Regions from separate parts of the Mus musculus genome. Here regions 2 and 3 are each linked to region 1. The links are chromatin loops, found by intact Hi-C in ENCODE. Cell type or tissue: left cerebral cortex. All regions are shown on one strand. Region 1 overlaps Limd1 (LIM domains containing 1). Region 2 holds the start of Gm46137 (a long non-coding RNA gene). Region 3 overlaps Lars2 (leucyl-tRNA synthetase, mitochondrial).

Region 1 (8,000 bases):
CTGTGTGAAATGCAGCAAAGGGGTGTTTGGAGCTGGCCAGGCCTGTCAGGCCATGGGAGATCTCTACCACGATGCGTGCTTCACCTGTGCAGCCTGCAGTAAGTGTGCAGCAGTGGGGGTGGAAAGAGGAACACAGGCTAAGAGAGTGGGGAGAGGTAAGACTGTAGAGATGGAGCCCTGAGCTTCCTACACCCTAGGCAGCTGCTCTACCATGGAGTCATGCTCCAAGTGGATCATCCTTTAGAGTAAGGATTCTTAACTCCCAGTACAAAGCTAATGAAATGAGGAGACTTATCTCTAAGTACTTCAGATAGTGATAGTAAGTTGAGAGGTTTCGAAGTAGTCCTTAATAACGTTAGAATTGTAATGTACCGTGGAGGACTCAGGAAGAGAGGGAAGAGATGCTCAGTACCCTGTCAGTTATCTCCCGTACTTCAGGGCCACATAGCTAGAGGACCATTGTTCAGTTGCTATACCTCGTGTGAGGTGATGAGTTGAGCCAACTGCTCACTCATCAGTTGAGTCAGCTGCTCACTGTGGAGTCTGTCAGGCCCAATGTGTGTGTGTCTGACTCAGCCATGGATTGATTCTGACCTCTGCTGAAGATTAATGTGGAGGAGATTTTTTTAAAAGGGTTCTTCTCTCCTCCTTCCCCTTTTTTTGCCCTTCCTTCCTGCTTTAAAAGTCATCTTTTAGCCTGAGCCCTAGTGGCATATATCTTTAATCTCAGCACTCAGTACTTGAGATGGGTGGTGGTGTGGTGGGTCTCAGTTCAGAGTGAGTTCCAAGACAGCCAGGGCTACACAGAGGAACCTTGAAATAGAGAGGGAGAGAGGGAAAGAGGGAGAGAGGGAGGGAAGAAAGAAAAAAGAAAGAAAGTCACTTCTCCACTAGGTCATAGAACCATACAGGAACAATTTCTATCATTTCTGTGTCTTAATTCACATAATGAGTTCATCCATGAGTTTGGTCATCGTTTCTAGGTGATTTGGCAAAGTAAGCCAACTCTGCTAAAGTGGAGAGTGTCGAGAGTGTGAACATCATAGCACATACATTCTAGAGAAAAGTAAAGAACAGTGTATAGACAACATATACATGAAATATGATTGGTTGGGCTGGAGAGATGGCTTAGAGTAACCCATTAGTTACTCTTCCAGGGGACCTGGGTTTGTTTCTCAGTACCTACAGAGAGGCTCATAACTGTCTCTTAACTCTAGTTTCAGGGAATATGATGCCTTCTGGCCTCTACAGGGACTAGGCATATTCACGATACACAGATATACATGCAGGCAAAACATATATAAAATAAAAACATTTTTAAAAATGTCATTGGTGTCAGGGTGCAGCCTTGGGGACCTTCTGCTCAGGTAAAGCCAGGCCCTTGACTATACCCAAAAAAGGAATTTAAGATGGATCAGAGTGAAGTAAAGTTAGTGAATTTATTGAGATGAAGCTTAGTACACACTTCACGTTTAAGCATGGTGGAGAGGTTGGGGGAGAGAGATGTGAGGTAGAGAAAAAAAGGGAGGGAAGGAGGAAGGAGGGAAGGAAAGATACATCTTAGTTGGTAGAATTCTTGCCTACCATGCGTTCAAGCCCTGGCTACCATTCCCAGTACCATGTGGATCAGGCATGATGGTGAACACCTACAATCCCAGCACACAGATCAAGAGTTCAGGATCATCCTTCGCTACATAATGAGTTCAAGGATAACCTGAGCAACATGTTCAAAAGAAAAGTTACCTTTGGTCTTTGGCTCTTTCAACTGTTTTTTTTTTTTTTTTTAATTTTTATTTTCCTTGAATTTTTGAGAGTATTACATAATTATATTATTTCTCCTTTCTCTTTCCTCCTGCCAAACACTTCCATATATCCCTCCTTGCCTTATTTCAAATCAATGGCCTCTTGTTTTCATTAAATGCTGTTACAGATGTGTGTGAGTGTGTATTCCTAACGCAGCCTGCTGCAGCCTGTATGCTGTTACTTGTTTTTTTTTTTTTTTTTTCCGGACTGACCATTTGCTGCAGGGTAACCAGTCAGTGTGCTCTTCCCTGGGAAGTCTAACAACTGTTTCCTAATCATTGCTCTGTTTACCAGGGAACAAGTAGAAACTTTTTTTGAAAAAAAAAAATTCAGGCAGTTATTATTCAGGCAGTTAGGAAAGCTGTTAGCAGGCAGGAGCCTACTGATGACTATGGGGCTGCTGTACCAAGGCATCACAGACCAAGTGGCTGGTAAATAGCTGCATTGGCTGCTCACAGTGGAGTCTGGGAAGCCAGGGTCAGGCACCAACATATTTAGTGTTTTAGTGTTTTAAGGGGGCTGCTTCCTGGTTCATAGATGGCTTTCCTGCAGTCCTCACAGAAGGGGGTTGGAAGCTCTCAGAACAGGACTTCTTTGTGTCACCTCACAGCTCTGGCCTCTTCACAAGGCTCCATCTCTTAACATCTTCCCCCTAGTACAAACACGTTGGACTCTGGCATCTTAGCATGAGAATTTTAGGGAAGCACAGGCATTTAGTAAAAGAATAGATCTCTATCATTCTGAGATGCCTTGTGCTACCTCTGGCCTCTGCAAAGTCCCCTTTAGCAAGAGGACCCTCATTAGATATGGCCTTCCCACCTGGGACATTTAGAATTGTGAACTGAGTAACCTTTTTTCTTTATACATTATTCAGATTGTGCTATCCAGTTATAGCATAGAAAACAGACTGAAAACTGAAGATAATGTGTCAAAAGGGCCACCTTGCTGCATCCTTGTCCTAACATTAAAGGAATGAGTCAGAGGACCACAGTGCCAATTGGAGGAGACTGAGAAGCAATCCAGGAGCCACGGCATGTACAGTTGTCTCTTCTGAGCATTGGTCAGGATGCCTCATATCTCTGTAGACATGAGAGGCTGGCAGCAGACTCACTCTCACCTACTTTGTGTTTAGGAAGCTACATAAGGCGTCTCAGCAGGACCAAGGCAGACCTTTGTCTTTCTAGGTGTGGGCACTATAACAGGCTCTCACATGGTCTGCTCACTCACCCACCCCTTGATGAGTAGCTGTGTTTAGCTCATTTTAGATATGAGAACCACACGATAGCCACAAAGAGCAATCTAAAGACAGAAGAAGCCTATTGCTTTCGCCTTGTAGTGCATCTGTCTTCATTTTGGTGTTTCCCCTCCTTTTTTATCCAAATCTGTACACATTTTAGAGTTGGGACCAGAATACATTTACAGTGCTTCCTCATTTACTTAGCAGCTGTAATTGCACCAGTGCTCACATGGTAACCCACTTAGTCACTGCACAGTCTGGCTTATGAGTTATTAAATGTCTTTATTCAGTTGCTTTTTTCTGAAAAAACAAAACAAAAAACCCAAATCACTGAGCTGTTTCCTTGGCATTTATTCCCAGAAACTGCGTTCAGGGAGTGGAAGTGTGAACATCTATGTGGGTTGTTCGAGCTCTCTTGTTTCTTGATGAATTCCTCAGCCCTTGAGTGTTTGGTTGCCATGGACACATGTGCTGTGGTCTTACTTTTCCTTGCTCATGCCCTACCCACCTGTGGTGGCTATGTCCCCAACAGGATGCTCTTAGAAAGCTGTTGGTTCTCCCTAATGAGAAAGCAGGAGCAGCCTAGGCAATGCTGGCTCACACTGTCGAGAAACTTGGCTGAGCATTCTCTTCTGGTGGTGCTGGGGTTGGAATGAGAAGAAAGGAGTGTGCTGACTTGTGACAATCGTGTGGGGTTCCCTTTGGCACTTTCTGGAACAGGCTAAAAGGGAGAAAGTAGGTAAGGCCTTATATAATCACCCCAGACAGTTTGGGTCCACCCCCAGTACTGAGGAAAATGTCCCTGGCAAAGGCTGCTTGAAGAAGTAGATTAGGAATCATTTTGTGTGACAATATAGATGTCCTAAAATTGTGGTCTCAGTGGCCATCCATTACTTGGAATATACTTTGAACCATTAAAGTTACTTTAGTTAAATTCATGTGTTGATAGCCACACATGGCAGTAGCTACCTGCTCCTCCACCGTGTTCCATACTCTCTGAGAGAGCAATCTTACGGAACAGAAACGGAGAGATTGTGTATTGTGAAGAGACTGCTGACTTTGCCCAAGGAAGACCTGTATTTGATTCTTAACTCTAATATTTTCAACTCCAGCCTTTAAGTTTGACTTCTTTAGTATTTATTTACCCATCAGCAAAGGCAGACTTAGTGAAGATGCAGTAAGTTAGGCTCAAATGCCTACAGTGGAAGGTTGCATTATAGCAAGATTAATGAGATAATCTATGCTACTTCCTAAACACCCTGTGCCAGTTTGGGGCTCTCATTGGGACGGATTGATTGCCTCAGTCTGTCCTGCTCTTGCCTTGGTTTAGCACCACCTAGTGGTAGCTCTGTGCTCTAGCCAATGAGCATCTATGGTCTAGGTGAGTCTGTGTCTGTTTTTCCTGCCCCCTGGGGAGTGACTGAGCCTGAATCAAGCATTCTCTGCTTCCCTGCTCTCCAGGCTGGTGTTTCCTGGCTTTCTCCCTTCGTGCCTCCTTTCTCTAAACAGGTAGCAGTTTTAGCTTGCCTCCAGGTATGAGTTAGAGACAGTCTTGCTTTATCCAAATATGTGCTGTTAGAGAATTCTGATTACACTTACCTATGACAGTATGTAACAAAGAACCCAGTGTGTAAAGACTTCTGTAACTAGTGAAAGCTTCATTTGCATCCACTGAGGAAGGGAGAATATAGGTTAATGCCCTACCAGAATTAGGACTGTGGGGTAGGTAGCCTAGAGAAGCAGCTGGTTAGACGCCTTCAGAATCAGGTGAAGCTGTTCACTTGCTACCTGGATGAGACTAGGATTCCTCATTTATCATGTTTTGATGGGATTATAGCTCAGCAGTAGAGCACTTGCCTGTTGTACAAAGCTCTGGGTTCCATACTATTACTGGGGGAATGTATATTTTTATGGGAGTAAAGGAAACCGCCAAAGTTGAGTGTGTTCTTGAAGTATGGTTTCATGTTAATGCCAGGAGTGATCAAGTCTGGTATTACTGCTCTGTTCAGTGATAGTGATAGACAGGTGCTCTATTTCTGCTTCACTCTAGTGAATCACTTCCCCAATCTCAAATCTGGAGTAGGAGGTGAGTTTCAGGAGCAATGACTACTGAGTTTCCTGGAAGTCAGGTGACATGACAGACTCAGCAGTGAACATGTACAACAGGATTGAACATTCTTCCTTAAAACACACAAAGCCCAGGCTGAAAGGATGTGTCAGGGTTCCGAGCACCCAGTGACCTTCCTGTCTTAGCACCTGTGTTAGGCAGCTCACAAGTGCCTGCACTTTCAGCTCTAGGGGAGCTAATATCCTTTGGCCTCCCTGGGCATCTACATATAACATACATACACAAGTATGTACTCATAAACTTTAAAAAAACAAAAACAAATCTTTAAAATTAGAAAGACTATACCACGGCCCCAGGATGTGAAGGACAGTTAGCAGGTGGTTTTCTTACTCTGACAAGATAAAGCAAATAATTTGAAGGCTGTACATAGTTTCTAACTTGAAGTGAGGACTGAAGCTCAAGGTTTTTGGCACAGAACCATCTCCACCCTCTTGGGTCTTTGGTGGGGTGCTTAATGTTTAAACTGAGAATAGAGAAAAACCAGACATGTCCTCTAAGCTCCTCCCTGACCCTTCCTGTCCGGGCACAAGACTTCTCAGCACAGGGCTGGCAGCAAGAACAGTTGTCTAGCCAACTTGTGATTTTAAAGAGATCAGTACACTCAAGGCCATCCAAGGCTACATAGTGAGTTCAGGACCAACCTGGGCTACATGGCAAGATTTGGTCTTAAAAAAAGGAATCACAGCATTGCCTAGTTGTTAAGCATTTGGTGAGCTAAAGGAAAGAAGAAAAAAAGCAAGCCTGCCTCTATTCTGCAGGTGCTGTGAATGTCCACTCGTGGGCACTGTCACCAGCGACTGTCTTATTTACATGGCTGAGACATTTAAATCTTACTCTTTTTTCCTTTTCACATTATTTTATGTTTTTTTAGAATTAATAACATAGTTTTTTTTTAAGTTAAACAAGTATTTTTCTGTTATACATAATTTTTAAAAACAAAACAAAAATGTACAAAGTGAAAAATGAAATTTCTAACACCATTTGTCAAGTATATTAGAAGCAGATAAAGTGGAGAGTAGCTTTTACCTGTTACATTTCCACCACTGCTGGCCACTCTTCCCCACCCCCACCCCCCGCCCCTGTGATTTATCAGTAGGGTGTGTGATACTTACCAAAGTGGAATTGTGCCATAAATACACATGTCCAGCTTGCTTTCTTCACTCACTAATGTGTTCTGACTCTTTTTATAGCATAAGCATTTTCTGGTACCATTAAAACACTATTTATGTGGTAGTTTAAAAGGCTGTATAACAGTTCATCAGTTAGACGTACTCTGTTTTATGTAGTTGCTTCTTTGAGTAAATATTTATCGATCTTTTTTTTTTATTTTGTCCCAAAGCCAAGTCTGCCTCATGGAGTCAAGATAAACATCTTTAAAGTTTCCTTTCCAGGAAGAGTTTGTGATTTTACACTTACTCCTAGCTTAGGAAACTATGCAGAGACAGGGAGAGTGAGCACTTCACAGTCCTTGGTGATGTTACAGGGGAGCAACCCCCACCTCCATGTGTGTTTGCTTGCACCATGGGAGATTTAATACTTTTGCATAATGATGGTCTTTGTAGGTTTTAGAATAGAGCTATTCTTTTCTATTAAGATTTATTTTTTAAATGTGTATGGATATTTGGTCAAATGCTTTGTGTGTACCACCTTCACACATGGTACACATGGAGGCCAGAAGAGGGCGTTAGAGCCCCTGAACTAGAGTCAATGCTGGCTGTGACTTGTCATGTGTGTCCTGGGAACAGAACCTAGGTCCTCTCTTAGAGCATGAAGATTTCTTAACTGCTGAGTATAAATAGAATCACTTTCAATAAGAAGGCTATGAGCTGAGGCAGGATTAGAAGGTGGAACATCTGGTAGAGAAACAGAGACAGAGAAAGAGACAGAGACAGAGAGACAGAGAGAGACAGGAATTCTGGGAAAGATTCATATCAAACTCTGGAAAAGATGGTCACATAAACCTGAGAAGAGGTAACCAGCCATGTGGCATTCACAGAGTAGAATAATAAACAGGATAAATAAGTTATAGGCTAGTTGAGGACTAAGCCCTACCTTTTGACTTGGGCAGTTATTCATAATAATTCAGCCTTATTTCTGGGAACAAAGTGGCTGGGTGGGAACCCCATGGTTACAGCGGTGCCATCTCCACAGCTTCTCTATTCCTAGAAAAGCAAAGCATTGGTTTCTAGCTCTGGGTCTTTATCACTTCCTAGACCAGACTCCTGGGAGCAGAGCTGGTGTTTTTTACACATGAAATGAAGTCCTGTTTCCTGGTGGCACCCTTGCTCCCTCTAGTGCTCTGCCTTCAACCACAGCCCCTAGGATTTTTGGTTCTATCTCTAACTGGTTCATCATCCTCTGGGAAGTCTGAAGACAAATCAGGGAAATGTGGGTGCTCCATAGAGATTGGACCAAAACTCAGTGATAGGTATGTGACTTGATAGAAGGACGGATGTCAAATTCTAGACATGTTTAATTAATGTTTAGTTAATGATGTAGATAGACCCAGCACTTTAGCTTTGGTCAATGTATACCGTTGAATATTAATCTAGTTTACCAGCTCTTCTATCGCCAGGGCATTGAAGATGCTTCTGTTTTATCTGTAGACCACGCAGTGCTTTTGCACATGGATAGTAGTAGCTGTGGCTCCTCACAGATGACTCCTAAGGTGGCTACTTCTTTGGCACTCCTCCAGTGGTCACCTGATTTAGTAAAGTTTCTTTTGTTGCTAGGTATGTTGATCCACTCCTTTAGTCCCAGCACCTCAGGAAGCAGAGGCTGGACAATCTCTGTGAGCTGGAGACTAACCTTGTCTATAAATTAAGTTTCAGG
Region 2 (8,000 bases), 120 kb before region 1:
CAAACCCAGGACCGAATTAATTGGCACTTTGCCTAAAGTACAGTCTCTCCCTCCCTCTTCATTCCCAAGTATATAACCCAGAATATTGCACATGCTGGAAATGTATGCTATCACTGAGCTACACCCTGGCTCTGTAAAGTGAAATTCTGTAACTAACTTTCAACTATATTTGTCTTTTTAAAAAGCCACCTTAAGTGTATACCATCAGTACATACCATCAGTGTATGCAGGCTTCAGACACATTGCTAAGCTGGAGCATTTGAGCAAAATCATATTATTGGTGCCAGAGTATAGGGAAGCCTGCCAGCAGTTAGGTAAGTGAGGGGGGTATATGTGGGAGTCAAGTTGTCTTGGATAGGATGAGATGTTAACAGAAGATGTACATGAGGAATCAGAGCCTTGAGGCAGCTCAGGGCCATAAAATAAGGGGGTGTCTTCTCCCATAGCTGAAGCCCAAAGTCAGAGCAGATAGCGTTGGTTTGACCCCTGTTCTGCTACTTCCTAACTGAGGGACCCTGCATAGTCACGTAGCCTCTCAGACTCCCACTTGCCTCATTTGCTCTAAAGGAATGGCTTTGGATATAGGGCAGCAGCAGAGGGCTTACCTAGCGCATAGGTGAGCATCTAGGCCCTGGAGAAGAAAGGAGAGAGAGAGTGAGAGAAAGAGGAAGGTAGAAAGGGAGAGGGGGAGAAGGGAGGGAGGGAAGAAGACACTGGGGCTGATTTCTCCTCAGGTTGCTATGAGGTCACATTAGGTAGTGCATATGCCACGTGTCTGGTGCATAATACATCCCTTAATCAATGATAGCTGTAATTATGATTTATACTGATTGATTTGCTCTGAGCTGCTCAGGAAAGTGAATTAGCTCCATTTAATCAAGAAGTTCCTGTAGTCTTCTACTGGGAGCAGGCTTCAGAGCTGCCTTAGTGAAGCTGCTGCCGCTCACTGTGGCCAGTGATGCCTTCTGCTTGCCCACTGGCTGAGTCTGAGCCTTGAATATGATGCTGTTACTTGTAATTATGTGACATTATTTGGGTTAATGTCAGTGATCCCTAGAGAAACAGGAACAGAACTGATTGAATAAATGTGTATATAGAAAGAAAGGGGGGAAGAGAGGGAGAGGGAGAGAGGGAGGGAAGGAGAGAGAGAGAGAGATTGGAGATTGAGATTTATTAGAATGGCTTCCAGGTTGTGGTCCACCTAGTCCAACAATGGCTGTCTGCTAACAGAAAGTCCAAGAATCCAGTAGTTGTTGTTCAGCCCACCAGTCCGGACGTCTTTAATATATGCTAGAATCCTGAAGAAACAGGCTTTAATGCCAGTGAAAGAATGGACTTGCCATCAACAACAAGGCAGGCAAAGAGCAAAGCTTCCTTCTTCCATGTCCTTTATTTATGTGGGCTGCCCGAAGAAGATGTGGCCCGGATTAAAGGTGGATCTTCCCACCTCAAACGATGTGGACTAAAGGTGGGTTTTCCCTCTTCAAATGATTTAATTAAGACAATTTCCTCACAGGTGTGTGAAGTCACTTGGATTAGTTAATTCCAGATGTTGTCAAGGTGACAACCAAAAATAGCCATTTCCTACAGTGAGCAGGTGTGCTGGGTTGTCCTTTCCCCGTGTGCTTCAGACACTCTCTCTGGTTTTTCAAGACAGGGTTTCTCTGTGTAATAGCCCTGGCTGTCCTAGACTCGTTTTATAGACCAGGCTTGCTTTGAACTCACAGAGATCCACCTGCCTCTGCCTCCCAAGTGCTGGGATTAAAGACATGCATCACCATGCCTGGCCCAGCTACTTTGTTTAAGAAATTTTATTTTGGAATTATTTTATTATTGTTGTTTTTTAATGTGTGCAGATGTTTTGCCTGCACTTACCATGATATGCACCACTTATATGCCTGTTGCATTCAGAGGCCAGACGAGAATATTAGATCCCTTGGAACTGAAACTAGATAGGGTTGTGAGCTGCCATGTAGGTGCTGGAACTTGAACCTAGCTCTTCTGGAAGAAGAGCCAATGCTATTGACTGCTGAGCTATCTCTCTAGCTATCTCTACCCAGAAAATATTTATCTTGATAGCTCCTGTTTAAGTCAGATCATTGTATGTGCAGTTCCAAATTTGGTGAAAACTCATCAGGCTGTTTTAAAAGTGGAATCAATGTGGAATGAGAAATAGACATCTCTCTCTCTCTCTCTCTCTCTCTCTCTCTCTCTCTTTTCTTTTGCCAACAGTGTTGGCAATGGATGAGGTAGCACATGTCTATAAGCCCAGCATTTGGGAGGCTGAGGCAGGAGGATGGAATTTGGGGCCAGCCAGACTTGGCTATGCAGCAAGACAGTTTCTCAGAAAGCAACAGGAAGCATATACAAGAAGGCTTGCTGGATGACCTTGCTGGTTCTATAAGCTGTCATATGTCAGTACTGGTCCCTAAATAGTCCTTGATACAAAACAGGAGGGAGAACCTGCTCTGGGACAGCCAGACAAGAGTGAATGGATTCTTGTGTTAATTAACTTGATCAACAAACGGCCCTTGACCACCAGCTTCATTACAAACTCTCGGTTTCCTTCTGTATCAAATATAAAACTGATGTTTTAGGTAAAAAACAGGCAGTCAACTGGGAACACCTCTGTCAAATTTTGCCTTTTCCATTACTGCTAAATCGTTAACTTTAAAAGCAGGTTTTTATTGGTCCAGTGTGGTGCACATACCACTAATCCCAGCACACAGGAGGGAATCAGAGGCAGGAGGATCGGTGTGAGTGCAATCCAGCCCAGCCAGAACTGTTACACTATTTATTTTATTGATGTGTGGGCATGCAGAGGTCAGTGCTCGCCCACCCACCATGTGGGCTCCAGGGACTGCATCTGGTGTTAGACTTCTGCCCCAGTCATCTTGCTGACCATGGTTCTAGTTTGTGTTTTCCTGGTTCCTCCCATGGAGACTAAAATATGCACGTGTATAGTTTTTACATAGCTCCCTTTTCTCTGGTTTGTTTGCTCACTGTAGTTTAGTTGCCGAGTTATTGCTCTACATTGTTTTTTATGTATTGTTTGGATTATTGACCCTGTCAGTAGTGCAATGCAAATATCCTCTCCAGGCTCCAGACTGTTCCGTATTGTGGGCGACTATGGGTTACAGTCTGGTTTTGAGGGTAGGCAAGAGTGGTAATTCAGAAAGTTGAAGGTTTTCAGATTATGCAAAGGGAGGAAATGAGGTAAGAATGCTTGGGGTCCTGAGGTTACCAGACATGCCCTTGTTTCTTATGAAGCTGCCTGAAAGCCTGTGGCTCAAGGTTGCTCCAGCCCAGGGTGTGGGACCCAGGTGTATCATCCTTCTTAGAAGACGGTGACGCCCTCCATTTGGAAGCTGTTACTTAGGCCCAGAGTTCCTATACCGGATAACAGGACAGCCTTCCAGTGTCTGTGTCAGTGACCAGCTAGCCTGTATGACTCTCGGATTCTAGTCCTCCAGAGCTAATCCAGGACCCTTAAACTGTATGTAACTGCATTTCAGTTTTCTTTTATAACAATTTAAACATTTTTCCTTTATTTCATTTTATATGAATGGGTGTTTTGCCTGCGTGTATGTCTGTGTACTGTGTGACTTTGTGCTTACCCAGTGCCAGGGAAGCCAGAAGAGGACAACAGATCTCTGAGACTGGACTTATGGTTGGTTATTAGCCACCCTGAGGGTGCTAGGAACAAAACCTACTAGGTTCTCCATAGGTGTCTAGTGTACTTAACATCTGAGCCATCTCTCTAGCCCCTTTATAATGATTTTTTTTTTCTGGCCTGCTGGCTCAAACCTCCTGAATCCACAGTTCTTAATGATGTACATAATTTTTTTCATAGTGAATATTCTTGTTCTTACTTACCTCGGTGGTTTTCTCCCAGGTGTCTCATGCTTCCCTTACTATTCTTCAAGGTTCACTTAATCTTCCTTGAACTGTAAACTGGCCTTCAATTCTGTAGCTCACATTTATCAGCACTTATGGGCAGAGCCATAGACTACCTCAGCTAAGCTCACAGGTCCTCTGTGTTTCTGTCATCTGCCGGATACTATTTCAACTTCTTGGGGACAGAGAAAGTCCCTATAACTCCTTTGTTAATAGCATGTCAACTGTTTAAAGGGTACATAGAACCCTCTTTTTTTTTTTCAACACTCTACAACTTACAAAATTCTTTGTTTCCAGTCAGACATGGTGGTGCACACCAGTAATCACAGTGCTAGAAAGCCAGTGGCAGGAGGAATATTAGTTTTGAGGCCAATATAGGCAACTGTTTTCTCTTGAGTTTGCTATGGGTGGAGGTAGGGCTGGAAGTATCCACATTTTGAAAGAGCAGTCTAGGCAGCTGGGCCAGTTTTGTACATGGTGGATGAATGCCATCTCTGCTGAGTAAAATAGACATAGCTGTCTAGGTTTGAGCCCAAGTCACACTGACATGTGAGAAGAGAGTTAAAGGACTTTAGCAGCCGACCTTAACCATAGACACATGTAGACTGTAGAAGCACTGTGCGAGTACTAGGTGGTTTGGGGGTGGTAAATCCGAGCAGTGATGTGCTGCTTTCCTCTTCAGACATGTAGTGTACCCAAAGGTATTGCATAACTCAGAAATCCCAGAACCCCAGAAGAGGGGGAGGCAGGAAAATCAAGAAAGCAAGGGCAGCCTGGGCTATATGAGACTCTGTCAAAAGGCAAGCAAACAAAAAAATGTGTAATGCCATTTTGAGTGTAACCCAGTTTCAGTGGCCCCAATAACTCTTTCCTAAGACTTGCACGTTTACTCAAGGGCCATTTAAAGCCAGAATTAAATCCTTTTTCTACAGTCAAAAAAGGCTGTTCTGACTGTTGGCTGCTCCTTAAACTCAAAAGAAGCCTGATGACATACTTAAGCTTAGCTCCATATGGTGACTTTGTTGTGTTTTCATATGTTGTATGCACAGATGGTTGGAAAATAAATTCCCTGCCTCCCACCTCAGCTGGTGTCCCCAGCACCTTCTGGTCCAGGAGCAGGGTGATGAAGCATCAGAAGTACTCACTCATTCATTACCTTTGCAGAGCTGGGCTTGGGCTAATTAATTAGCCTCAGGCAGAAAGCCATAGCCTTGAGCAAGTACAGGAAGAAGTTGGGGCTCAGTGTCTAGCAGCTATTACTACTGTGTGATCACCCACAAGGGCTACGTGCCAGGGACATTCTCAGCGAGCAAACGATTGTGGATGTCTCCTCAGTTTGCAGTTTGCAGTTAGTATCTGTGATGTGCCCAGAGTACACGGTGTGGCACTTAGTTCCAGATTTTCAAATCTCTGTGGTATCAGGAGGTGGGCAGTGGATTTCCAGGCTTATGCTTTCAGGTGTGGTTTGGGAAGAGAAGGCAAGTTGGTCCAGTGCCTTCATTGGAAAGTAAGTGCCTGGCTTGCCCACCAGTCAGGCTCTTCTGTGTTTCCACAGGAGCCATGCCCTTTGGGGATAGCTGCACTGTTTTTTTTCATACTCTGAAGTAGTTGATTTTTATATCCACTCTGTAATAATGGTGGTTTATTATACTGGCTAAATGAAATTAAACACTGCATTTCTCATTTCTTGGAAATAGAGTGCTGAACTCACTCCAGAGAAGCCCAGACACTGAAAATAGCTTTTCTTTGTGAAGCAGTAACCATGGTGCCTGAATCTGAATCTGAATTGGTTTCAAATATAAAGCTTTGTTTTATGGGGGAGGGAGAGAAGCTGGCCATTGCTACCAACTGGCTGGCCCCTGTTCTGGAGGCATGCTCCTGTCTCCAGACTGAGACTAGATGCCTCCGTCTCCTTCCTGTCCACCCTTCTCTGCATGGCTCACTCTTGCTTCCTGTGTTAGAAGGACAGTTGCCCCTTGCTTGTTCCCCACTGCCTTCTTCAAGTATTTAAACTTGTACGTAAGATCCCACTTTGTCTCTGGTAAAATAATGCAGCATAAACCAGGCTGTAGCATGGCTCTCAGCCCTCTGTCCTTTTTGCTGAGTCAGCTTGCCTACAGCCCACCTGCCAACCCTGAAATGCCCAGGTACTTAGTTCTGGAGGACTGTACTCCAATGGTAGCCAAGACCTCCTGCCCAGGCCTCACTCTCCTTCCAGCTCTGGTCTGACTTACAGAGCTCTGACACATATCTCGGGCTAGCAGCCTCTGGTCTGTGAGGACACCAGCCAGCCTGACTCCTTGAGAACCACACAATGAAATGGTCTATGTGCTATGACAATAGCCCAGCTCTGACTCCCACTTGGGACCTCATATGGAGATGTTCCATCTGCCGTAATATCGTGCTCTGACTCTCCTTTGAGAAGTCACATGGGGGTGGTCCATCTTCCACAATAGAAGCCAGCTCTGACTCCTCTTTGAGTCGTGTTCTTACATAGTTCCACCCCTGCTTTCTATTAAGTTGTGGTTCTCAAGCTGTGGGATCAGCTGCCTAGCTGGTCTTTTGTTGTGACTGTTTGATTTTGTGATCCAATGAGTTTAATTAGGGTTACTTACCAGTAGCTATCACCAGTGAGGAAAATCAGTCTCTATTTCTGTCTTTTTGTCTCTGTCTCTGCCACCCACCCCCAGCAAACACTGACCGACCTTGGGTGGTGGTGTTTCATGAGTCCTTCCCTCTGACTGTGGCTGGATTTGAGGCATTGGAAACCTAGGTGGAATTGGAGGGCAGGTAAGTGGATAAGCCAGGGACTTTCCCCCGGCACCTGCCCCAGGCACTGCCCAGCTCCTTGTGGCTCCATGTGATAAGCATTTACACTCCTGCCCTCATATCAGCTTTGGGCCCTGCCCATTGCTTCCTCTGTCTCCTGGGCTCTAGGTGGCCATGGTGTCTCTGTCAGGTCTGAGCTAGTGATGATGTCCTGCTCTTTTGAATTTTAGGAGTCACCGTAGCTGCTCATCCAAACTTACATACTAGAGTATTTGTTGTGAAAACTAGATAGAGATTGTGGTTTTTCAGACTTTGAAGTGTTCTGATTTCTAATTTAAGCAACTGGTACTTCTTGATTCAGCCTCTGAATATTTTTACATTTATTATCTTAAAATTATCATTTTTATCTTCTGCTACCTTCCATGATGTCACATTCCTACTGTTCCAAAATTGACATGATGGATATTTAAAAGTATATCTTAAGTAGCTTTATAAAAATAGGTCAAATATCTGGAAAAAAGCTGTAGGAAGCATTCACATCCAAGAAGAGGTTATCTTAGAAAATAAAAAGGGGTTAGCTTAGGAAATCAAGAATGCTCAGGGTGTGCCATATATTCCTTTATTTCAAGAAGGGACTTTATTTTGTTGCCCAGGTTTGCCTCCAACTCTCTGTACTTCCTTAGCTTCCCAAGTAGCTGGAATCATAGGTATGGACCTCCAGACCTAGCTGGGCCCCAGTATATAAATGCAGTGCCCTTTTGTCTTTAGGGCGGATTGCCATGTTTGTACATGTGGGCTATAGGAATAGTCACGTAGTCTAACTGTGGAAGCTTAGTGATACAAAGACGCCAAGTCATTAAAAACCCAGCAGAGTGTAAAGTTCTTCAGGTGAATGGCTTGGACAGTCTTGGCTCAGAAGTCAAGAGTAAGAAACTATAGCTGTCTTTTTGTTTTGTTTTACATTGTTTGGGATTCAGTCTGTAACTTTTCTCTTCTCAGCGGGCTCTCTACCACTCGGAGCCCTGAGATAACATCACATGCCAGATTGTGAACCATGAGTTTTGTTTTTGAGGCAGGGTTTTATTGTGTGACCCGGGATAACTGTGAGCTCACAATCCTCCTGCCTGAGCTTCCTGAGTGCTGGAGTTACGGACGCATTTAGCCTATCAGAACACAGTCCGCTGCCAGGACAGAGGCATTTGGGCATATTGCAGTGCTGCTTAGGTCTTTACTCTCTATTTCTCCTCCATTGGGAGTGAGACATCCTACCACAAGGGAACGGGCTCTGCATGTGGTCCCCGGGGCTTATGACCAGGCGCCTTCCTGGTTTAAAG
Region 3 (8,000 bases), 53 kb before region 1:
TTGGAGGAAATTACCATGCAGTACCACTATTCTAACCATTATTTGAGAATGTTATTTATATATATTTAAAAGACCTATCTTGCCATCTTCTAATTAAAGGAAAACACTTTCTAGTATATAATTCATATATAAACGGATGGCCATTTCTATACTAAAATCTAAAATTGCAAAGCATGCTGTCGTGGGCTGGAGAGATGAGATGGCTCAGCAGTTCTGAGCAATGGCTGTTCTTCTAGAGGACCCAGTTTGATTCTGTGGACACACATGGTGACTAACACCTGTAACTGCAGTTCCAGGAAATCCAGTGCCCCCTTCTGGCCTCTGTGCACACTGCACACATGGAGTGCACAGATACTCATGTAGGCAAAATATTCATACACATCAAATAAAATTTTAAGAATTACTTATTATTAATCACATAATATTTTAAATTAGTATATTTAGTATTTGTTAATGATCAACTTATGAATTGCTTATGGGATACCGTTACAAGAAAATAAACATAGCATAGAACTGCAGAAACAATACTTAAATGATATAATTGATAGAAAAGTGAAATAAACTTGGTATGTAAAAGGCATTGACAGGGCTGAAGAAAGGAAATGCGTATGCAGATATGTGTGCTGTTGATTGAAGTAGCTAAAGAAAGCAGTATTACTGGCAAATGCTAACAAATAACTGTGGTGGTTTGAATAGAGTCTTTGATTTTTTTTGACTTTGTGGAAATTTTGATGGTTTTCTCCATCAAAACATACATATTTCCCATTTTTTATTTCTGCATAGTGTGTCATAATTGATTAAATCATTTACTTATTTTTGTAATATATTATTATTTTTTAAAAGAGTGATGTTTTATTTCTCAGCAAGAAAGGGAAGTATATCTTAAGAGTCAGTCCTAACATTGAAATCTTGGGTCAACATAGATAGATAGGTTGATTGATAGAGATATATATTTCCCTACCTTGGGACAGAAGCAGGCAAATCTCTTGAGTTCTAGGCCTTCGAGAGCTGCATAGTGAGAAGGTATTAGTTTATGTGTGTGTGCACGAGGGTGGGCCTGTGCTTGTCTGTTTTCTTTGGGGTTCAGAAGACAACTTGCAGTGTCAGTTCTCTCCTCCCACCATGTAGGTCCCGGGGATTGAACTGAGGTCCTCGAGCATCTTCAGGCACTTAGTCATCTTGCCTGCCCTATTTTAAATGGTTTGATAGATAAGAATGTTTGACTTTTGTACATGCCTGGAATCCCACTACTCAGAGGGCAAAGGTAGTAGGATTGGCCCTGTCTCAACCTAAAACTACGTCTATAACCTTCAGATTCTCCATAAAGCAGACAGAGATTTAGCTTCGTTAGAATGAGGGTGCTGGAGGCTCCACCCTTATCCACTCTGCCAGCTCTGGTTAGAACTCTACTGTATGAAAACCATGCTGGGTGCAACTGAGTCCTGAAACTGGCCTTCTGCTTCTTACCCCCAGAGACTTTGATGTATGAGAACAACATTTCTGCATCAGAACACTAAAAATTGATATCACTGGGCCCATCAGATAATTAGTTAAAATGCTTGTGGTTCAGGATCTGCTACTCAGTCCATTTTGCATTTTGTATCTGTGAAAACAGATTTGCTGGTTGTGGGTTGTGTCCTTTTACTGTCATGGTCTCATGGTAATTTTATGTGTTTTCCTTTTTTCTGTACTCACCACCTGGCCCAGACCAGCCTAGAACTCTTGTTCTTCCTCCCTCAGTGTTGGGATTATTTATAGTGTGCACCACCACAGCCAGCCATGGGATTATTTATGGTGTGCACCACCACACCCAGCCAGACTTTGGCAGTGATTACATAATAATTTTAAAAAGCAGCCATTTACAGAATATAGTCTGCAAAAAGGAGACCCAGGGAGGATCCTGGTAATTTTGGGTGAGGGCAGGCCTCAACTTGGTTTCTTGGTTCTGCATCAGCAGCCACCTGGTGCAGTCAGAGGAGTGGGCAGCTGTCTGTCCAGGGCTTCAGTATTCATTATAAATAACACTAAAAGTAACCTGTCAATCTATGCTTAGAATATCCTGAGCTTGCTTGCTCTCTTCCTTCTTTCCACCCTTTAAAGGTAGGACAGAGGAGGAACCTGGACTAACCTAGAAACGGTGAAGATTCCAGCACTTGTCTTCCTGCTTACACAGGTTATATTTCACTGTTGATAAAAAAAAAAAAAAAAATCTGCCTCCAAGGTGCAATTGAAGGGGTCAGGAGAATCTGGGCCACCCTCCTGCTCTTGGAAGACAGTACTGGGATGCAAGAGTCTCTCATTCTCATTCTTAGTAGACCACATCTGCCTTTCTAGGAGAATCACATTGGCTCAGAGAAGTCTGCAGAAATGAAGTGCTGCTGAGGCTCAGGGGAGCCTGGGGGACCATAGCCAGGCCACTGGAACTCATGCAATTTTAAAAACATTCTACTTATGTGGGTGTTTTGCCTGTGTGCATGTCTGTTCACCACATATGTACAGTGCCCCAGGGTCCAGAAGAAGGCATTGGATCCCTGGAACTGGGGTTAAAGACAGTAAGATGTCTTATAGGTGCTGGCAATCACTGGGACAACCAGTGCTCTTAATTACTGAGCCATCTCTCCAGCTCCTACCCCTTTTCCCATGCCAAGTTTTATCATCCCTATACTAAATCATCTGTCTGAGACAGTGCCTGCTGGGCTGTAACTTGGAGAAGCTGGGGTCTAGATGGATCTAGTAGCATAAATTTCAGAGATTGAGACACATTCATTATCAGAGTCTTAGTCCTGGTGCAGCTGTTCTACAGGAGACCTGCCAATTGTGGGAAAAGGACCAGTGTGGACAGCCTTGGGCCCTCACTCAGAAACTGTTTGAAGTAATTTTGAAATAAAAAAGTAAGTGATTCTGGTAGTAGTCAAACTAGTCAGGTGGCAGAGGAGACAGAGTGCCTGGGGGAAGTGGGTCGGCATGCTAGGTGCTGTTTGCGTGTCTGTGTTTACACAGGTGTCTGTCATGAAGATTCATCAAGGTGTACCTACCCCAGAACTAGTGTACTTCTCAGTGTGACTGTTAAATGTCATTTGACAGTTTTCTTTGAACATAGGAAGGAGAGAGGAGGTGGAAATAGAGACAGTGAGAGGAAGAGGAGGGAGAGGGAAGAAGAGAGGAGAGAGGGAGGAAAAGAGAAAGGGAGAGGACGGGGAGAGGGAAAGGGAAGAAGAAAGGGGGAGAGAGGGAAGAAGGAAAGACAGATGGAAAGGGAGGGGGGAGAGACAGGGAGAGAGAGAGACAGTGACAGAGACAGAGAAAGAAGGGAAAGGGAGAGAGGGAGATTTAAAAGCTAGAGTACAGTTCTAGGGTCTGGCTGGCAAGTTGCAATTCTACACATCCCCAGAAGGTGGCAGTGGTGGGTCACTTGATTATATAAAAAACAAAACCAAACAAAACCCCAATGATAGATAATAAATAACAGCGTTTCTTTTTGAATGTTAACAGTACTTGATTTTTTCCACCTTTGTAAATGTGCCCTATCTCTCACCATTGCTTCTTTTTTATAAAGATTTATTTACTTATTTTACTTTATTTACTTGTTTTAGAACTTTGTCTGCATGCATAGCTGTATACCAGAAGGCAGCATCAGATCCCATTATAGATGGTTGGGAGCTGCCATGTGGGTGCTGGGAATTCAACTCAGAACCTCTGGAAAGCAGCCGCTGCTCTTGACCACTGAGCCATCTCTCCAGTCTCCCACCACTGTTTCCATCTACTCCTATGCATGTGTTACATGCACGTGTGCACACACACAAATACATACATACTCACTAAAAGCCCTTAGAACAGGACGGTGGGATGCATCTCAGGCAGAACATGTACTTAGCACCTGGACCCTGAGGAAATTATGGTGCAGCATGGGACTGATATACACAAAAATCAGAAATATTCCTGGCCCTCATCTCTCTCACTCTCTTGTCTGCCCCATCTGCTCTCTTGAATCTACTAGAAAATGTCTTCCTCCTTGTTACTACCTACCCATAGCTGTTGGGCAGGGGCCACTTGGGCCAGTACTCGCCTAAATCAGATAACCTTGAACATGAAGTAAGGATCTTCTGGGATTAGCCTGCAAGACTATTCTGGTTTATAACTTGTGGTTAGGTTTCTGGTTTTCTGATTCCCTGAGTAGAAGCTCCCAATACCTGCCCACCCCTCCCCCCCAACCCCATGTCAGTGACGTTGCACCCCAGAGCTAGGATGTTGGAAGGTCTGCCATGGCAGTATAACTGAACGAATCTCTAGTTGTCCAGAGCAACATGAAATACTTGCATAGGATGGTGTCTGGAATTACTTGCTGAAATGCATCAAGTGAATCAGGCAGATTCTTCGAAAATAAAATAATATAGGGTAAAGAATTTGAGTGTTTCTTAAGAATAAACCATTGTAGTGACTGTGGTGGTGCATGCCTTTAATCTCAGCACCCAGGGTACAGAGGTAGGTAGATTTCCGAGTTTAATCTACATAGAGAGTTCCAGTCCAGCCAAGGCTTCAGAGCGAGACATTGTCAGAGGGATTGGGGGAAGTTTATTGGAGCACAGGCTGGAACAATGGATGGCTCAGCAGTTATGTTCACTGGCTTCTCTTCTGGAGGACCTACTATGCCTGCTGCTATGCTTCCCCACTGTGATGGTCAAGAACTCTAACCCTCTTCAATCATGAGCCCCAAGTTAAATCCTTTTGTTTATAAGTTGCCTTGGTCATGTTGTTTTCTCATGGTGTCTTAGGGTTTTATTGCTGTGAAGAGACACCCTGACCAAGACGACTCTTACACATGAAACATTTAACTGGGGCTGGCTTATAGGTTCAGAAGTTCAGTCTATTATCAGTGTGACAGGAAGTATAGCAGTGTGCAGGCAGACATGCTGCTGGAGTAGCTGGGAGTTCTATATCTTGATCTGAAGGCAGCAAAGGGGGACTGGAATTCTACACTGGGTGAAGCTTGAGCAAATATAAGACCACAAAGCCCTACCCCCGCAGTGTTATCCTTCCTCCAACAAAACCACACCTACTCCAACAAGGCCACACCTCCTAATAGTGCCAATCCCTATGGGCCAAGCATTTAAACACATGAGTCTATGGGAACCAAACCTGATCAAACCACCACACGTGATATGCAACTAACACACACACCAGCTGTTGGTAGCTGTCTCCTTAGAGTGTAATAGGCTAGGAAGAACAGGTAGATAATCCTTTGATTTTAACAGAAATGACCCATTCCTGTCCAACTCATTAGATTTAAAACTTTAAGACAGTCTAAGCAGGTCCTGTGTTAAGGGAAATAGTAAGCACCCTTCACAAGGACAGCCTTCAGTACTCCCTCTTGGCCCCTCTGTGCTGTGCCTGATGGGCAGCTGACACGGGCTCTGTTTTCATGCAGTCACTTGAACCCATCTTCCCATCCATAACTTGGCAAGTTTTTCTTCCTCCCATCTTATAGGTTGGCAAACTGGACTCCCAGAGCAAGGAAGTGGCTTTTGTGGCTCAGGTAGAAGTTGGTGAGATCCAGGCCTTCCAGATCTGAGGCCTGTGCTCTCTCCACCTCAGCTCAGTGCAAAGTGGACCTGGCTGCTGCTCTGACTTAATGTTAACACCATATCCCAGGATCCTGTTCTAAGGTGTGGTCCATAGTGATGATTTCTGGATGCCTTGAGTCCTGGCTGCTCCATCTCCCCCTCTCTTTTTTCCCTGTGATCTTTCCTCAGGGAACCTTTCCATAAACTACTGGCCCAAGGCCTCATTAAGGGACAGACATTCCGCCTTCCATCTGGACAGTGTCTGAAGAAGGAGGATATAGATTTCACAGGTAAGGAGGGCCCAATCTGGCTCGGACAGGTAAGAACGAAGGTCTAGAAGCTCTTAGGAAGCTTTTAGTATCTGCTATTGGACCCCACCTGGGTGTAAAGTCTAAGATCCTGGTAAGGCCTCTGCAGGCTGTTCTTGGGACTGGTTATACCCTGATACCCAGCCCCATCCTGTGTAACAGAGTGTTTGCTTGGACATCTCTACCTTGTCTAGCTTTGTTTGACAGCCCATTGCTAGAGAGAGCCTCAGACTCAGAGCGCGGAGTCTTCCAGGATCTTTGCCCACAGGCCTCGAAGCAAAGTTCAAAATATGGAATTTCTACCCTGCCCATCATGTCTTGTTCTTGAATACTCTTTTGGCATCTAGGTCCTGCTCCTGTTTGTGCAAAAACAAAAGAGAAGTTAGAGGTGACGTGGGAGAAGATGAGCAAGTCCAAACACAATGGGGTGGACCCTGAGGAGATTGTGGCCCAATATGGAATTGACACAATCCGGCTCTACATCCTCTTTGCAGCCCCTCCTGAGAAGGACATCTTGTGGGATGTAAAGAGTGAGTCTGCCTGCTTCCTTTACAGGCTGCCCTGGGCTCTGAAGGAACTGGGGAAGGAAGTGTTTCTTGCTGGAAACAGTAATAGAGAATTCTAGAAGTCATCTTGTCCAGACTTCTGTCCCTCTCCAAGGCACTAGCTCTCCATTGTTCAGGGGCCTTGGGTCCCTGTGGTGGGGATGGGGGTGGAGGGGAGTCCCAGAGTCTGTGCACATTCCCAGTCCTCAATCTACACTTGCTGGTGGTGGGGCCCGGAAATCCACACCATTGCAGGCTCTGTGCCGATGATAATGTGAGGCCTCTGGACAACTGTTTCCTTAAAGACCAACCCTCTGGGCTTACTTAGGCCTGCTGAACTACAAAGAGGCCAGTCTTCTTTAACATTCCTTGAAAAGTTTTTCTAGAACACAGTCCTCCTCCCTCAATCAAGATGATGCCTGGCTACGGGGACCACATGCAGCCTACCAGCCACTCCCTGCTGCTTGACTTCCCTCACGAGATTTGTTTCTCCAAAGCTTTGGTTTTGCCCTTATGATCTGCCTGGGGTAGATTTGGGGAGTGAAAGCCAATGACTGTGGGAGGAGTCCGTTTTATCTGAGGATTGTCTGGTTTCTCCCTATGTCTTATAGCAGTGGATCTGGACAGTCATGGCAGATGAAAGCCCTAACAAACTACCTTTAAGTAACAGAGGCAGGACATGTAGAACCCAGGACCTAGGCAGTAGCTCAACTTTCTCCTTTCTACATGGGCAAGTCTCCACATCTGCTTTTCACAAGCCTCCAGTTGTCTCCGCTGTGTCCCCACTCTTGAGAATACACAACCCAGTAGTCAGAGTTTAGGCGTCTATCTATACCCAACTTATTTGGTCAGCTGTGTCACCCAGAGCCACCAGTGTGACCTGTTCTGCTTCCCCAGGTCCGTGAACATGTTTGGAATACTTAACACACACCTGGCGAGGTGAGGAGCTGTCAGCTGGCTGTGCTGCAGGGCTGTTCCCCAGCATGTTGTGCAGCCACTGCCACTGCCACTGCCACTGTCACCTGTCCTCATGAGATCCCAGCTTCACTAGTAGTGGCAACTACCTTTAAGCACCCTGGTAGCCCCAGGCATATCTGTCACAGCAAGTTTGCTGACCTGAAGGCAGTGCGCTGATGCCCATCCCAGGGCAGGCAGCAACTGCTGAGCGGCCCTGCCGCCATTGCTCAGGACATCAGAGATCCGGAAAGAAGTAGTGGCTGACTCTGGGAGGACCGTGGGGCTTTGTTTGTTCCCTTCTTATCAGCACACATTTTTGTCTTCTTGATTGCCACAAAATGCAGCTGACGCACTCCCTGGAGTGCTAAGATGGCAACAGCGGTTGTGGTCCCTGACAACAAGATTCATCGAGGCAAGGACTTCCGGGACAGTCCCTCAGCCTCAGCTGCTGAACAGCAAGGAGAAAACCAAGGCCCAAAACCTCTGGGAGTACAAAAATGCAGTCATAGCTCAGGTCAGAAGATCACTCTTTTTTCTGGAAAAGGAATTTTTGAAGAAAGTGAGTTTAAAAAAAAAATCAATTTTTATCAACAGGTGACCACTCATTTCACAGAGGACTTTGCCCTGAA

The links. A loop is a pair of places that touch in the nucleus more often than their neighbours do. Peaks named below come from ENCODE experiments on the same cell type or tissue, not always from the same donor. Only the 100,000 strongest peaks of a DNase experiment are listed, where the experiment ranks them.
Region 2: it touches region 1 in a loop (5-fold over the local background); 4 of 42 quality-filtered maps call a loop at or near these places.
Region 3: it touches region 1 in a loop (7-fold over the local background); 15 of 42 quality-filtered maps call a loop at or near these places.

Annotation. Positions count from the first base shown.
Region 1 is chr9:123,500,135-123,508,134 of GRCm38, forward strand. It overlaps Limd1 (LIM domains containing 1), which reads left to right. Exons shown (of 8, transcript NM_013860.2): 2 at 1-98. Among named protein-coding and RNA genes, the nearest start is that of n-TRacg2, 25 kb to the right of the region's middle. In left cerebral cortex, CTCF peaks have their summits at 4,388 (motif pointing left) and 7,458 (motif pointing left); DNase peaks (open chromatin) are centred at 3,459, 4,029, 4,378 and 7,433; H3K27ac peaks cover 1,686 bases.
Region 2 is chr9:123,379,841-123,387,840 of GRCm38, forward strand. The region is part of intron 3 of Lars2 (leucyl-tRNA synthetase, mitochondrial); the gene reads left to right. It overlaps Gm46137 (a long non-coding RNA gene), which reads left to right and starts at 1,819. Exons shown (of 2, transcript XR_001779329.1): 1 at 1,819-6,687. In left cerebral cortex, no CTCF peak of the experiment used is centred here; DNase peaks (open chromatin) are centred at 302, 4,635, 5,042, 5,602 and 2 more places; H3K27ac peaks cover 2,091 bases.
Region 3 is chr9:123,446,995-123,454,994 of GRCm38, forward strand. It overlaps Lars2 (leucyl-tRNA synthetase, mitochondrial), which reads left to right. Exons shown (of 21, transcript NM_153168.3): 15 at 5,751-5,851; 16 at 6,217-6,399; 17 at 7,716-7,885; 18 at 7,966-8,000. Among named protein-coding and RNA genes, the nearest start is that of Gm40586, 13 kb to the right of the region's middle. In left cerebral cortex, CTCF peaks have their summits at 337 (motif pointing left) and 3,387 (motif pointing right); DNase peaks (open chromatin) are centred at 311, 1,795 and 3,399; H3K27ac peaks cover 304 bases.